Regions from separate parts of the Homo sapiens genome. Here regions 2 and 3 are each linked to region 1. The links are chromatin contacts, found by Hi-C or POLR2A ChIA-PET in ENCODE. All regions are on one chromosome and are shown on one strand. Each heading gives the region's core, a stretch centred on a gene start or an enhancer-like site at or near the end of the contact. The rest is flanking DNA. Distances are from core to core; before and after follow the strand shown.

Region 1 (4,632 bases), core at 1,181-3,680:
CCTAGTTAACTTACAGCAAACCACAAATTATTTATTTATGTATTTATTTATTTTTTGAGACAGTTTCACTCTTGTTGCCCAGGCTGGAGTGCAATGGCATGATCTTAGCTCACTGCAACTTCAGCCTCCCAGGTTCAAGTGATTCTCTTGTCTCAGCCTCCTGGGTAGCTGGGATTACAGGCATGTGCCACCACGCCTGGCTAATTTTGTTTGTATTTTTAGTAGAGATGAGGTTTCGCCATGTTGGCCACCTTGGTCTTGAACTCCTGACATCAGGTGATCCACCTGCCTCGGCCTCCCAAAGTGCTGGGATTACAGGTGTGAGCCACCTCACTGGGCCACAAATTTTTCATTTAACACAGTTGAATATGATTTCATGACTAAGGTTCTCATTGCTGAGTTATCATTCTTCAGCTGGAGAAGGGGAGAGGGAAGGTGCACTGATTCCCAAAGATCCCCTGGCATATTGTGAAGCAAGATTGAAAGATGTATCCTGGAAAAAATTCATTAGTTTGACTCTCTTTTTAACTGCATTCCTATAAATTGAGACTCTACTCATTTAAGGTGGTTATGAGAATTGAGTGGATATAATGGGATACAGAGGGTGGCACATTGCAAGCTTTGATGATAAATTATGGATGTTATGATATGTATGTACTTTCATTTGTAAGTAATGATTTTTATAAAATATTATGATACATTTCTAGGCTGACCTTGAAGGAGAATACTAACATAACTTTGGAAAACCAAAAAATGAAAAAAGGGTATCCGTTTCTCATCATGAATAGGTTTCAAATCTCGTATTTGGAGCATTTCAATTTAAGTTTGAAGAAGCAGGACTGAGGTCACATTTTTCTCCATTGGACATTCTTTCTGATGAATAAGTATTAAAACTGCTTTGAATTTGGTTTCCCCCTTAGATAAGAAATTATTTTTTCCATACAGTCTTTTCTTTGCACCTGAAGGAGCATTGAGGGTGAAAAATAGAGGCCTGTTTCCTGTTCCTAACTGGAGCCCTCCAAGGTTGTCAAACTAGAGCAACAACTTTGTGGGATTTATGCCTGGGACCTGTCAAAGTAGAATTATCATAGCAAACCCTCTCTGCTATCAATCAGAGGGGTATTGGGGATGGCAAGGGCAGGCATTTTTCAAATTTCTTTACTGTGCATATTTAGTCTTGTGCCTGGGGGAGGAAGAGCTCCTTTGAACAGTTCTTGTAGATTTCTTTTCCATCAGATGGCAGCTCACAAAACTACTTAATCTTCCCCAAAGGGCTTCTCTCATTGGCCTGCTGAGAAAAACAGCCAAGGAAGAGAGAGTGGGGGAAGACAGGGACAATCCAACAGCAAATCCTAGAAAATAACGCATTGCTTTCAGAGGACGTATGGTCTAAGTCTGGTCACACTGATATCATGACTTAGAAAAGCACACTGTCCATTGAAGGTTATCTCCCGTCGCTTCTTTTTTTTTTTTTTTTTTTTTTTTTTTTTTTTTTTTTGAGACGGAGTCTCGCTCTGTCACCCAGGCCGGACTGCGGACTGCAGTGGCGCAATCTCGGCTCACTGCAAGCTCCGCTTCCCGGGTTCACGCCATTCTCCTGCCTCAGCCTCCCGAGTAGCTGGGACTACAGGCGCCCGCCACCGCGCCCGGCTAATTTTTTGTATTTTTAGTAGAGACGGGGTTTCACCTTGTTAGCCAGGATGGTCTCGATCTCCTGACCTCATGATCCACCCGCCTCGGCCTCCCAAAGTGCTGGGATTACAGGCGTGAGCCACCGCGCCCGGCCCTCCCGTCGCTTCTAAGTATCATGTGGACATTTAGCAACAGCACAAAGCTGACAGTGCTATCATAGCGGTGTGAGTATTCTTCTGTCCTCCAGAGCCATTTCCCACATTTGTCAAGACAAAGGTTGAAGGGGACCGGACAAGGGAAATGGGTCACCCATTCATTCCCATCTGTCAGAGGTTTGCTTTGTCATGATAACATTCAAGGAGCATGTTTATCTATCCCGCTACTGGAGGTTAAGGCAAGGGTAACAAGAAGAGAAGAAACCCTGTTTGAAAAGTTTACAAATCCTGCCGTGAGGGCTGTAAACAGAGTCCAGCCGGTGGTGGAGCGTGTTAAATACTGCCACATTGATAGGGACCTGGTTCCCCGGCACTAGAAATCCACTCATGTAAACAGAGGAACTGTTGCTGTGAATCGGGTCTGTTTTGACTTAAAGTCTAAGAAACACATTGCCTTCAAAGTGAATTCTTAGGTGTCACTTCCCATAAGTTATGGCAGAAGATTACAAAGCTACTGATATAACATATTAGTTTGATGGACAGAATTATACCCCCAACGCTTCCTGCTCTCCCCAATGACGCACACTAACTTAGTGTACTGTGACAGCTGCCTTGATTTACCACCAGTCCGGGAGGCCAACCGGGAGAAGGAACGTTCACATGGACGCAGGGCCTGAGACTGGCCTGGAGCCTAGTTTATAAAGCTGCCCTGTAATTCACCACAAATGTGTCACCATTAAAAGAGGAAAAAAGGATTGCAGATAATAAATACTCTTTAATTTATTAGCTAACAACAAAGAGATCAGAGCCAGTTGTGATGTGATTGTTTGACATAATATTGTCAAGGAAAAAAAAGCTAAGTTGACCAGAGAGGTAAATTACACATTCAAGCAGATGCATCAACTCTTGGCTTGTCATAAGCCCAGCTAAACAAAACACCACACAGAGGGGAGGACTGGCCAAGAGCAGAGCCATTTATCTCTGAAAGAGACATATTCAAGAGCAAGTGAAATAAGACATAGTTCTTTTGGACTTGGTCAGAGGCCAGGTTTTAACTGTTATAAATTAAATGTTTTGTGTATAGGATTTGGCAATTCTAGTTGCCTTTGTCATGGTAGGGAGATGTTAGGTTTTTCTGCCTGTCTTAAACTCATGGTTTGGTCAGCTGGGGTGTGTGTCCTACTGCTAGATATTGGAGGATCACTACCTTTTGGTAATTAGCAGATATTGGGAAGGTTTCTGTATGTGGCTTGTGATAAAATCAGTGGCTTTAGAAAAACTTGTAATCGCCTTCGTTTTCTGCAATTCTTCCTCTACAGTTGTTGAGCAATACTCACACAGGTCACCAGGCAGGAATTCATATTGATATTAGACTCGTGGAACCTGAGGATTGGAAGAAACATTTCATCCCGCATCCCACCCAGGACATGCAGACAGTTGTGTATGAGCGGGGCAACTTCCAGGGAGGCCAGGCATCTGCCGTGTGTTATTGTAACATAGCTCAGAGTCAACCAGTGCTTTCTGGGCTTTTATTTTTATATAAGCGACTGCCCAGCAAAACTCTCCCATCCCTTGCTTGGGAAATTGAGTTTTCAGATCTAAGTGGGTACTTTTGCTTTGTTTTGCATATTATGGGTCTTTGGGTTTAGCCTATTGTTAGAACAGATTTCTGGGTTTTATTCAACAGTCTGGAGGCAAGGATAGAGTCCTGTGGGTAGGTTTAAGGACATTGATTCATGGATCAACATTTTTTTGATGTAGTTAATTGATCTGCTATGAATTGCATCTCATTTATTTTATTTGTTGCAAAGCAATATCATGGGGGATTTTTGTTAGATGTCTTATTGAAATCAATTTATAATGTTTATGGTCTCACTGATCTACCAGCTGAATAACTGTTTCTAAAAGACAGAGCTAGAAGGCAGGGAGGGAGAGAGAGAGAGAGAAAGGGAGTGGAGAAGAGAGGGGGAGAGAGAGAGAGAGAGAGAGATTGATTTGGCCTAGCTCATTCTAGGTAAAAAGATGTACTAGCTCTTAAAAGTTGCTACTATCTTTTCAACGTGCTCATATATCATATATTTAACATAATTTTTTACAATTTTAGTGTCATTATTTTTAGAATCTTCTGTTCCTCCTTTAAAAAATCAACAAAAATATTTGCCCAAATTTGCTTTTTATCTGTATTTTTTCAAATATTAGTAACATTGTTTCCATGAGCAGATCTATAAGAATTTTTTTGTTGTTGCTATTGTAAAATAAGATACTATTTGTATAGGTCTAGACACCAGGCATCTCCTATGTCTCATAAGCTCTCTAGGGCCTCATTCTTCCATTTCTTTTTTCTTTTTTACTTTTCACTCATCAGTCTAGCCCAAGGATATAATTTCATGATGGAGAAAATAATGACAAAACAAGAGCTTAGTTTTAATCATTCTGCCTTTCCTCTGTCATTTGGGATTTCTTTTTTTAACAACCATTTTCCAACAGTAGACTTATTTTCTTCCTTTGAGCATGGTTTTCATAAGTGACTTCTTAAAATCTGAATTCACTAGAATATGCCCCATACAGTTATACTAGTTTGGTTTCTTTCACTGCTTCCCTATCCTCAAGCTTCCCCAACCTTCCTTCCTTGTTGTCAATATTCATAATTATATACTCAGAATTTCACTTTTAGTAGCATCCTTCCTTCTTGAATTTCATGTCCTATTAGGATCAATATCTGTGGAAATTACTATACTATACTATACTATACCATACCATACCATACCATACCATACCATACCATACCATCCTATCCTATCCTATCCTATGCTATGCTATGCTATGCTATGCTATGCTATGCTAT
Region 2 (4,632 bases), core at 1,056-3,555, 400 kb after region 1:
ATTATATGCACACTGTGGTTTTAAAAATATTAATTATATTGTAAACTAAAGGTTTACTTTATGTATCATAAATCTAGATGTCTCTTCTTGCTGTGTGCCCAATAAATATACTTCTCATCAACTTTTAATTATGCTGTTTGCATTATTCTGTCCTGAGGATGAGAGTACGTGCTAAATCATGGCCTTCTAATGTGGACTACAGCATAAGTTTAGTTAATTAAACCATATATTTTATTAGTTCTTGCACCTCCATCTTGTAAAACTATGCATTATTATTATGTTGAAGTGGGAGGGGTCACAAAATAACATAGCAGGGGTGTTTTTATTGTTATTATTATCATTATTTATTCTGGAGATTCAAGTAATTTAGGAAAAGTTAAGTTGCTTTATCTCTGCATGTTTCTGCTGCCCTTTGGACTCTGGGCACATTCTCTGTCTGAAGGTAGAGAAGGTGTGGACATATTGTCAAAAAACCAGGTCACAGTTTTGAGACCAGCTCCAGAGCTGATAGGAGAAACTCAAGAATAAGAGCAGCTCCCCCACATACACACCCACTTAGCTGTTTTCTTCCTTGACTTTGCGCCTTTCGGCAAGTGGCCTCTGGCATTTAAGACTATTCCTCTGCTCTTTAATTCATGCACAAAATAATAGGAAGTTTGAAATAGAATAATGGTTGTTTCAAGTTTTAAAGAAGTTGGACATGGTTTCTAGAATGGAAGTCTGAGCCATCCCCTAAGGCAGGCAGCTTGAGAAGGGGCTGGGGCAATGGAGAGGTTCAAGGCCTTGTTGGGCAGCACTGCAGGTGTGACCCACATTGCAGGCCACACCATGTTGGCAATTGAAATCTTGGGAGTCAAAGGAAATTGGATTGAAATCTTCCTCTGGCACTTACTAGCCATAACTGCAGAACAGATATGCAGTGATACTAGCCTTGGTTTTCTCATCTAAAAGTGGTGATACGGTTTGGGTCTGTGTCCCAGCCCAAACCTTATGTCAAATTGTAATCCCCAATGTTGGTGGTGGGGCCTGGTGGGAGGCGACTGGATCATGGGGGTGGATTTCCCCTTCCGTGCTGCTCTTATGATTGTGAGTGAGTGCTTGTGAGATCTGGTTGTTTAAAATTATGTAGCACCTCCCCTCTCTCTCTCTTCTTTTTGCTCTGGCCATGTGAAGATATGTCTGCTTCCCCTTCACCTTTGCCATAACTGTAGGTTTCCTGAGGCCTCCCCAGCCATGCTTCCTGTACAGCCTGTGGGACCGTGAGCCAACTAAAGCTCTTTTCTTTATTAATTACCTAGTCTCCGGTATTTCTAAAGTAGTGTGAGAACAGACTAATGCAAATGGGGTGCATAAAACTACCCCTTCAAGGTATTATTAAGGTTGAATGAGATATAATGTAAGCCAAGTAGTTAACACAGTGCTGATAAACAGTGTGTAATAATTGTGGGACCTGTTGCTACTGCTTCTGCCATGCCTCTTACTGTTGACATTCACAGTATCTAGCAGGTTTGATGAGTGGACACACAGCTCTGATGGGGGCTGCAAGCCCAGTGGGCCAAATCTGCAGGGTCGCTCAATGGTTGTACTGCCACATAGCTTGGCCCAAACCACTCTTGAATGAAGCTGACTGGCCTAGTAGCTCAAACTATAGTTCTGGTAAATTTCTTATGTTCTTTCTTGTGCTAATGTTGATCATTGAGTTGTGTTGTCATGTAGATCTCAACAGTTCCCTCCACCCATCCCTTGGTATTGGTAATAGCTATTGCCCTGGCTTTCCCATTAGGCCAGGCATCATGAGTGCCCAATGCCTGTGCCTCATGACTCTTCACTGCGCAGACAGAGGGAGTCCTTGCAGATGGATGCAGGTGACTGCCACCCCCTTTCCATAGAGAGACTGTCCCTAAGGCAAGACTGTCCCTAAGGCATTATGGGACCCCTTTCGGTGCCAACTCCTTTATAAACAACTCCCAAGAAATGTACTGGCTTTATCAGCAACTTCATTCTTCTCCCCTTCCCCCCGCCAAAGAATAAATAAAGAGCAGAGGCAAGATCTGTTTTGTTTCAACTTTTAAAGGCCTTTGAAGGCACAGCTATTTGAGAACAATAAAAAAAGAAAGCATTTTGTTCTCTTAACTGCTGTTCAGGTGGTGGAGGCCCCCCCACCGCCCCCATCCTTTCCACAGGGAGGGGAGTGGCAACGTTGTGTTTTATGGTGGCCAAAACCCTTCTCCTGCACCCCCTAGGAGAGCTCTCCAATTGTGCTGCCCTTCAGGACAGAGTCCACTGTGGAGCTTGTAATAAAACAAAGGCAATGAGTCACAGCAACATGACCAGGGTTGGCTGGAAGAGCCTTTGCTTGCTGCTGGAGTGTGGGTGGGGACTAGAGGAAGGAACCCCTGGAGGAAGAGTTCTTGCCTATAATGGATCCCATATGCCAAGGGCTGAGTTCTGATATTCTGCAGTCGCAAAGCACCTAGGCTTTGATTTTTATTTTATTTTGGATGGGTGGAGGGATAGAACCAGTATGTTATGGCCTCAGATCTCAAGTTGACAGTTCAGCATTGAATAAAGCATTAAACACAAACGTTAATTTTTTCCCCCATGTGCCTGTGTGTGGTCTTACCTCCCCCTTCTGCCTGTGGCTCTCAACTCCCTTTCCTTAAGACTTTCTTTATCACTTTTAAAAGTTACAAAGAGTTTTATGCTCTTAATTATGAAAATGCCACACACACCCCCAAACTGAGGTGATTGGAGGGAGGCTGACAATTTTCATAACGTATCTCCCTATGGATAGAGTCAAGTGGAAAGGTAGAGGACAGGATGTTGTAGGTTTCAGCAGACTCCAGACCTAAGTGCCAATATTTCTAGGCCAATCAGGTAAATTGGCCCCATGAACATCTAGTTGGGGTTGTTTTCTGTGCCTTAAGTTTAATATTATAGAATCTTCTCTCCTTTTTGTGGCTAATTTGAAGAGAGAAAAGCAAAGAAAGTTTTGTCCAGATCTATCCCACTGACAAATAGAAATCCTCAACTGTTTATAACTCCTGCAGCCCAGCAAGGCCTCCCCTGGCTTTATAGCTTTATATTTTCAACCTAATGTCAAACTCACACTCTTGCATGAGTCTATGGAACTTCAGTAATAAATGACTGAAAGCTGAACACTTCAGAGAGAAGGTAAGCTTAAACCATCATAGACTAAAAAGCCTTCCACAATCCCTGCAATGGATGGCAATCCAAGAAGACCCGGATGGAGCGCAGACCTGGAGCATTTTTCTTTTGATCTGATGGACTCCGTATCTCTGTCAAAACAAGGGGCTTTGCAGGAAGGCAGAAGCCAAACTACATTCCAGATGGAAAGGAAATCCAAGTGTCACCCGGGATGCTGGTGATCTGGTTTAGTCATTAAGAATGCCACAGCTAACAGAAAGCTTCAATCTGAGCCGTTAAGAATGTACTAGTTTTGCCTCTCAATCCCTACTGCGGGAGACCCCTGAACCTTTATTTTCCTTCCGAGGCTGTCCTGAGTTTTCTTCTTTAACATTGTCCCTGATTTATGGTATGTCCACATTTCCCTGGATAGTACCATCTTTTGAGTTATACATCATCAGAGTGACTCATTCTGATGATGTATGGCCCCAATACATCATCAAAGCTCCTTGCTCTGCCGTTGCACTAATGATATGTTAGTGTAATACATCACCAGGCTGAGCTGCAGCTGTGATGGATGGAGCTGAGGGTGATGGGAGTCCATAGAGAGGAGGCTGAGGAGGGGGTTCCGGGTAGGCTCAGGAGGAAAATTCTGCAATCCCAAGTCCACCTCCCTTCCTGGCACCAATGCCCATACTGAATTAACACTGTGGCATGCGTCCTTACAGAAACATGGAAACATACATCATCCTCCAAAGCAGTGTGAACTCAAGGCTCATGTATAGATCATAGACACACTAGAGGTTATATATATATATATATTATAGTGATATATATATCACTATAATTAAGGGGTAGGAGGACTCAGTTGGATTGAGCTGGGGCAATGAGAAACAAAAAAGCAGCAGAGCTTTGGAACAAAAACTTCATCAACAGGAGGGAAGTGAGTGCTCACAAGAGAATGCAGGAATCAGAAATCTACTACCTGCACTCATAATTCTCCAAAAGAATTGTAATAGAAATGCTCTGGAGGTTTCTTAGCTGCTTTTCTCTCAGACCACCTTTTTATCAATGCTTGTGCCTGCCCAGAGCTTCTGACTAGCTGGGAACATTCACCCTAAGGGAACTTTGACTTATGAATATTTGTTGGCGGACAGATCCACGTGCTAGACCAAACCCATATCTACATAAATTAATAGCTGGGACTTAGTTTCCTAATCTGAAAATTGAGATAATAATATAAATTATAGTATATAAATAATAGTAATATAAATATATATCACCTCGTAGCATTAGTATGAGTATTATGAGAGTTAATAGTTATAAAGTACCTAGAATGAAATATGAAATAAACACTCAATGTTAGCCATTACAACAACAATTTCAGCTATCTCTATTACTGCTACTGCTACAGCTACTACTGCCACCATCCTCACTACTGCTGGTGCTGATACTGCTACTACTGCTGCTGCTGCCACTACTACC
Region 3 (4,632 bases), core at 1,195-3,694, 310 kb after region 1:
TTGTTTTTTTGTTTTTTTGAGACGGTGTCTCTCCCTGTCGCCCAGGCTGGAGTGCACTGGCGCGATCTCGGCTCACTGCAAGCTCCACCTCCCGGGTTCACGCCATTCTCCTGCCTCAGCCTCCCGAGTAGCTGGGACTACAGGCACCTGCCACCACGCCCAGCTAATTTTTTTAATATTTTTAGTAGAGACGGAGTTTCATCATGTTAGACAAGATGGTCTCGATCTCCTGACCTTGTGATCCACCTGCCTCGGCCTCCCAAAGTGCTGGGATTACAGGCGTGAGCCACCACGCCCGGCCATTCATATGGTATTTTGTCAACACCACCTCTCTTCCTTAATCATCCCATATGTGCTCAATGCCTGGTGCCTGCCAGAATTTGGAATATTCTCTCTGGAAGTCAACAACATTGCTTCATGATAAAGGGTATCAAAATAGTCACATTCTGGGAAGATTGTTCTACATCTTTTACTTGGGCTGGGTTCATCTTTAAACTCTTAATTTTCCATTCTTTGAAACTCTACTAAGGGAAACTGGCGTGAGGAGAGGCTACATTCTGGGGAGTAATTGGCCAAATTAGAAAAGTACCTAGCATGTGGAAGAGAAGTCATGCAGAAAGTGATATTCCTAGGAGCCTATACTTGTAGTGACATTTTATTTCAATGTCAACTCTGAGGTTGACAGAATCTTCTTGTCTGTGAGGACAAAAAGGGAGAGTTCTTCCCTTCTGGAGCTTCATCCACTTTCTGCTGCCCATTGGATCTATGATTATCTTGCATGTCTGCTTTTCAGCACCTGTGTTTCCCTGCTATGCTAAGTGTGCCACCTGTAATGATGTGTGTCTTTTTATTTGCAGGTGTCCTGGGGAAGTGTCGCTACGTTTACTATGGGAAAAACTCAGAGGGCAACAGGTTTATCCGAGATGACCAGCTCTGAAGCCAACTTCTGTATACCTTCACCCATTTCATGAAAATAAAATCAAAAGGGAAATCAAAAATAAAGAAAACGCTAAAGAAAAAACAATAGCCCACATTGCCTCTCTTTGGGAAAAGCTATGACTTCAGCTTTTGGTACCTTCCGCTGACTTTGCCAGGCCTGTCAAGATGATCCTTCTGCCTTAGACTGAGTGGTCACATAGAGATTGACATGATTGCCCTTAAGCAGGTCTCATCCACCAGGGTGACAGACAGCGGTGGCAAAGCAACAGGGCTGACAGCATGAACACCATGATAGATTGCCTGGTCCTGCCACTGCTCACAGGGGAGCAGAGGTCACACCTGGGGCCTCCCTGGACATGCTCAGTGGCTGCAGTCAAGTGAGAAAGACTGTCCTCAGCTCGCCTATTGAATTGAAATCCCTCTGATACCATCGTGCTGTGGGCTTATTTTTAGTGAAATAGTCACAGTTTAGGGGATGGCCATTCTCCCTCACTCCTTTTAAATCTTAACGTCCTGTATTCTGCATATACATAGCTCCCGTCTCTTCCCCTCCACCTTCCTTTAGCATCGATTTTATGACAGGTGGTGCATTTCAGTTTGCAGTTTTTCGGAGAACAAGGTATAACTTCCCAGCCAGGTCATACATTTATGGCTGGCTTCATGTTGCTACAATCCCTTTATTGGCGTAAATAGCTTTCCCTAAATCCCTGACTACAAAAGCGTGGACTTTTATCTTGTTTCATTCAACTCTAAATCCACTTCTTGCCCTGAATATGATGCAGTGTAAGGCATAAGGCATCTTTCTCAGCATGAGGGTTTGGTTGCACCAGGGACTCTTATTTATTAATTTATTTTTAACCGTACACACTTCCAGTGATGCCTGTGGCCATACTTGTGCGTGGGGCTGGCTTGCTCCTTTGGGTGCTATTTAAAGGGAGTGAGGTGATGAAAGATAGAGTGAAGGGTCAGGAGGTTAAAAAACAAAATTAAGACTGTTGAAAACACCCACCAGACCAAAGAGTTTTTATAGAAGGCACAAACCTTTTGGATTTTGCATCTTTGTCATGACCTCTCAGAAATCAAATCCACAGGTTGTGAGACAGTGCTCTGTCTTCCTGTATGCTTGGCTGTGCACTAGCACTAATGTCACAAGGAACATAAGTGTGATCATTGCTAGTTGGGTGACTCAAAGTTTATCTAACTTGCTGGTGCACCAGTCAAATCACTCTAGAAGATGTTCAAAAGGTTGATTGATTGTTCTTGACACGATAGTGTTTATTTTTCTGCTTCTTCCATTTAGACCAAGTGTTCATTGTCCTCCCAGTATTAGGTCAGTTTGATGACAGCAAAACCTGAAAGAGAATCCCTCCAAGTTATAGATACTGAGGGACTAGGAGCTGCTATTGTAAAACTATGGGGACTCAGAATCCCTAAGCTGCCCAAGGAGAACCTACTTTCTCAGCTCTAGCCCGTTTACATAGCCTCTGGCCCACTGAGTCAACACAGGCCTTGAATGACATGTATTGAGGCTGGCAGGAGTCCCTGTTTGAGATTACACAACCTTTGTTAATCAGTTCTTTAGACAAGTTAACATTAAAATCCTCAAAACCATGAAAAATTGGAGAATGTTGAATGTTTGCATTTATCTCTCAAATCCATTAGTAACTGGATTTGAGTACCTTTTCTCTGTTTGATCTACAAAACAGCACTGGAAAAATGCTTTAAATTATCTGCATTTGGTCCCACCCTGGGTCATTGTTTAGAAGCATCAACACATGTTTTCTCCCTGGCATAATATGGGCAGCCAGAATTCTGTGCAAGGGCAGCTAGACGAGTCAGATGTCATATCCAATCTAGCCACACATATATCCTTGTCTTTATAAAAGGCTTTAACCCTGCCTCAAACAATAAAAAAGCACTTGTGAACTGACCACAGAATTTTTCCATCTTTATTTTTCTTACTTGTTTACTTTTTTTAATGTCAGAACCATTTGTATCATGCGCAGGAATGTCTCCCTCAATGTGAGCTTTGGAGGCAAAACATATTTTTGGAGTGAGTTATTGACCACATTGTTTCCCTCTCTTTGGGTTGTTTATTTTCTTCCAGAATGGTGTAATAACTTTAATTAAGATTAGCTTTAATTATAAATTACCTAAAGGCCATCACTAAGGTATATTCATCTTATTGATAGAATTATAGTCAGCTTTGTTTCTCTTAAGCAGGGATAGTGATAATGAAGTGCTGGGTTGGTTACAGTTCCACTGTGTGTTAACCAAAATTTGCTGTGCTAGAGCTAGACTTTGGTCTGAATTGGCAGAGGTAGAACCCATGTTGCATGTTTATCCTAAATCTGTAGGAATTTCCCAAACCTTGTTTTTCAAAGTTGAGAAGTAGAAAGTAATAAATTCAATCAGGGCCCAGACATGTTTTGTACCCCCTTTACCCTTTGGTCTTTCTTCCTTTTATCCTATTCCACTGAGCTTGTTCTTTGGGGATTGTGGTGCCTGACATCACTGTCTTTCCTCCCCTAGGACACTGACTTGAGTGGAGAGACCTCGGCAATTCAAGGCTGTCCTGCAGCTCTCTGTTGCCTCAGCAATGTCAGGACGACTGTCTCTTTCCTAAGTAACATAATTTTAAAGAACAATTTGTTCCTCAGGGAATAATGTCTTGGATTGTGGGGAATCCTATTAAAAGTACAACTATTGCAGTCATTTGCTTTTACTTTTACCAGCCTCACTCATAAACCCTCCATCTGTTTGTTGCTTTAAATAGAAGCACATTATAAGAGATTATCACTTGATCAGGCTGCATGTCTGAGTGTTGTGTGTTTTCACATACTCATGTATACTAAGGAATAAAAGAAAGCAAACCACAGATTCTGGATGAAAGGATTTTTCATTTGTTTGTGTGTGTGTGTGTGTGTGTGTGCATGTGTGTGTTTCCAGCGGAGATGTATCTTGTACATTTTCAAGGGAAAAATGTCTTTCTTGCTGTTTTCAAGAAATAACCTGGCTGTCTTTCTTCTTTTCTTTGTTAACATGCAGACCAAAAACAATCCACAGGACCCTTTTCATCAAAACAATAATGGTGTTTAGTACTTGCTACTTGCAAGGGCAGCCTAAATCAGGTCTGTGTGGCTGCAACACAGGTAATGCCCAGCGTGGACACAATAGTACCCATTGAGACTCTTCCCTGCTGTCCATCATTGTAGCTGATCCAATGTGACCTTTGACCACTTGCTTCTTCCGGTTCTGTTTCCAGGAAGAAACCTTCACTGAAGAAGGGCGCTACCATTACTCGATTCTCTCTAAGTTGTTCAAATACCATGCAGGAAACTGACTGTTATGAGTAAGACCTGGAAAGGAAAATGACACCAGAGAAGCACAAAGAATGTTGATTACCTGTTTATATGACAACTGGACCATCGGCTTGTGGTACAGTGTTGTGTATTACTTCTTCTAATGCATCAGCAACCCCTCAAATGACCCAAAGAACATTGAAAGCCACAACCACTGTTCAAAATATTGTCTTCCTACAAGTCTACCTGAAATTTCCCAGCATTGGGAGTTCCCATCCTTTGGGTAATTATAATGCTAAGTGTTAATTTGTCACTTTGTGGTTGGGATAGGTCATAAATTGTGTTATTTGTGCATATTATCATATAAGCACATGCTAATTCTTCTAGAGTA

Evidence for each region. Hi-C counts contacts between places; a loop is a spot of excess contacts on that map. ChIA-PET counts read pairs that join two places held with the same protein, here RNA polymerase II (POLR2A). Pooled maps may share reads with other maps.
Region 2: a map of sigmoid colon shows a loop between it and region 1 (9-fold over the local background). The contact joins two enhancer-like sites. A Hi-C loop is called at or near these places in 2 of 168 maps with a recorded cell type or tissue (IMR-90 and sigmoid colon) and 5 of 50 pooled maps. POLR2A ChIA-PET finds 5 or more read pairs at or near these places in 2 of 52 experiments (AG04450 and Panc1).
Region 3: a map of ovary shows a loop between it and region 1 (3-fold over the local background). The contact joins two enhancer-like sites. A Hi-C loop is called at or near these places in 4 of 168 maps with a recorded cell type or tissue (IMR-90, ovary, prostate gland and 1 more) and 6 of 50 pooled maps. POLR2A ChIA-PET finds 5 or more read pairs at or near these places in 1 of 52 experiments (AG04450).

What each region holds. Positions count from the first base shown.
Region 1 is chr10:76,249,766-76,254,397 of GRCh38, forward strand. All of the region lies in intron 5 of LRMDA (leucine rich melanocyte differentiation associated), which reads left to right. Among named protein-coding and RNA genes, the nearest start is that of KCNMA1-AS1, 640 kb to the right of the region's middle. RefSeq lists a silencer at 2,206-2,500. Within about 2 kb of position 2,431, at least 6 of the 41 ENCODE cell types and tissues checked have a DNase peak (open chromatin) inside an H3K27ac peak, as active enhancers do; they include ovary and sigmoid colon, where a contact is called at or near this core.
Region 2 is chr10:76,647,711-76,652,342 of GRCh38, forward strand. No RefSeq gene overlaps it. Among named protein-coding and RNA genes, the nearest start is that of KCNMA1-AS1, 240 kb to the right of the region's middle. Within about 2 kb of position 2,306, at least 3 of the 41 ENCODE cell types and tissues checked have a DNase peak (open chromatin) inside an H3K27ac peak, as active enhancers do.
Region 3 is chr10:76,556,352-76,560,983 of GRCh38, forward strand. It overlaps LRMDA (leucine rich melanocyte differentiation associated), which reads left to right. Exons shown (of 7, transcript NM_001305581.2): 7 at 858-3,817. The coding sequence ends at 937. Among named protein-coding and RNA genes, the nearest start is that of KCNMA1-AS1, 330 kb to the right of the region's middle. Within about 2 kb of position 2,445, at least 7 of the 41 ENCODE cell types and tissues checked have a DNase peak (open chromatin) inside an H3K27ac peak, as active enhancers do; they include ovary and sigmoid colon, where a contact is called at or near this core.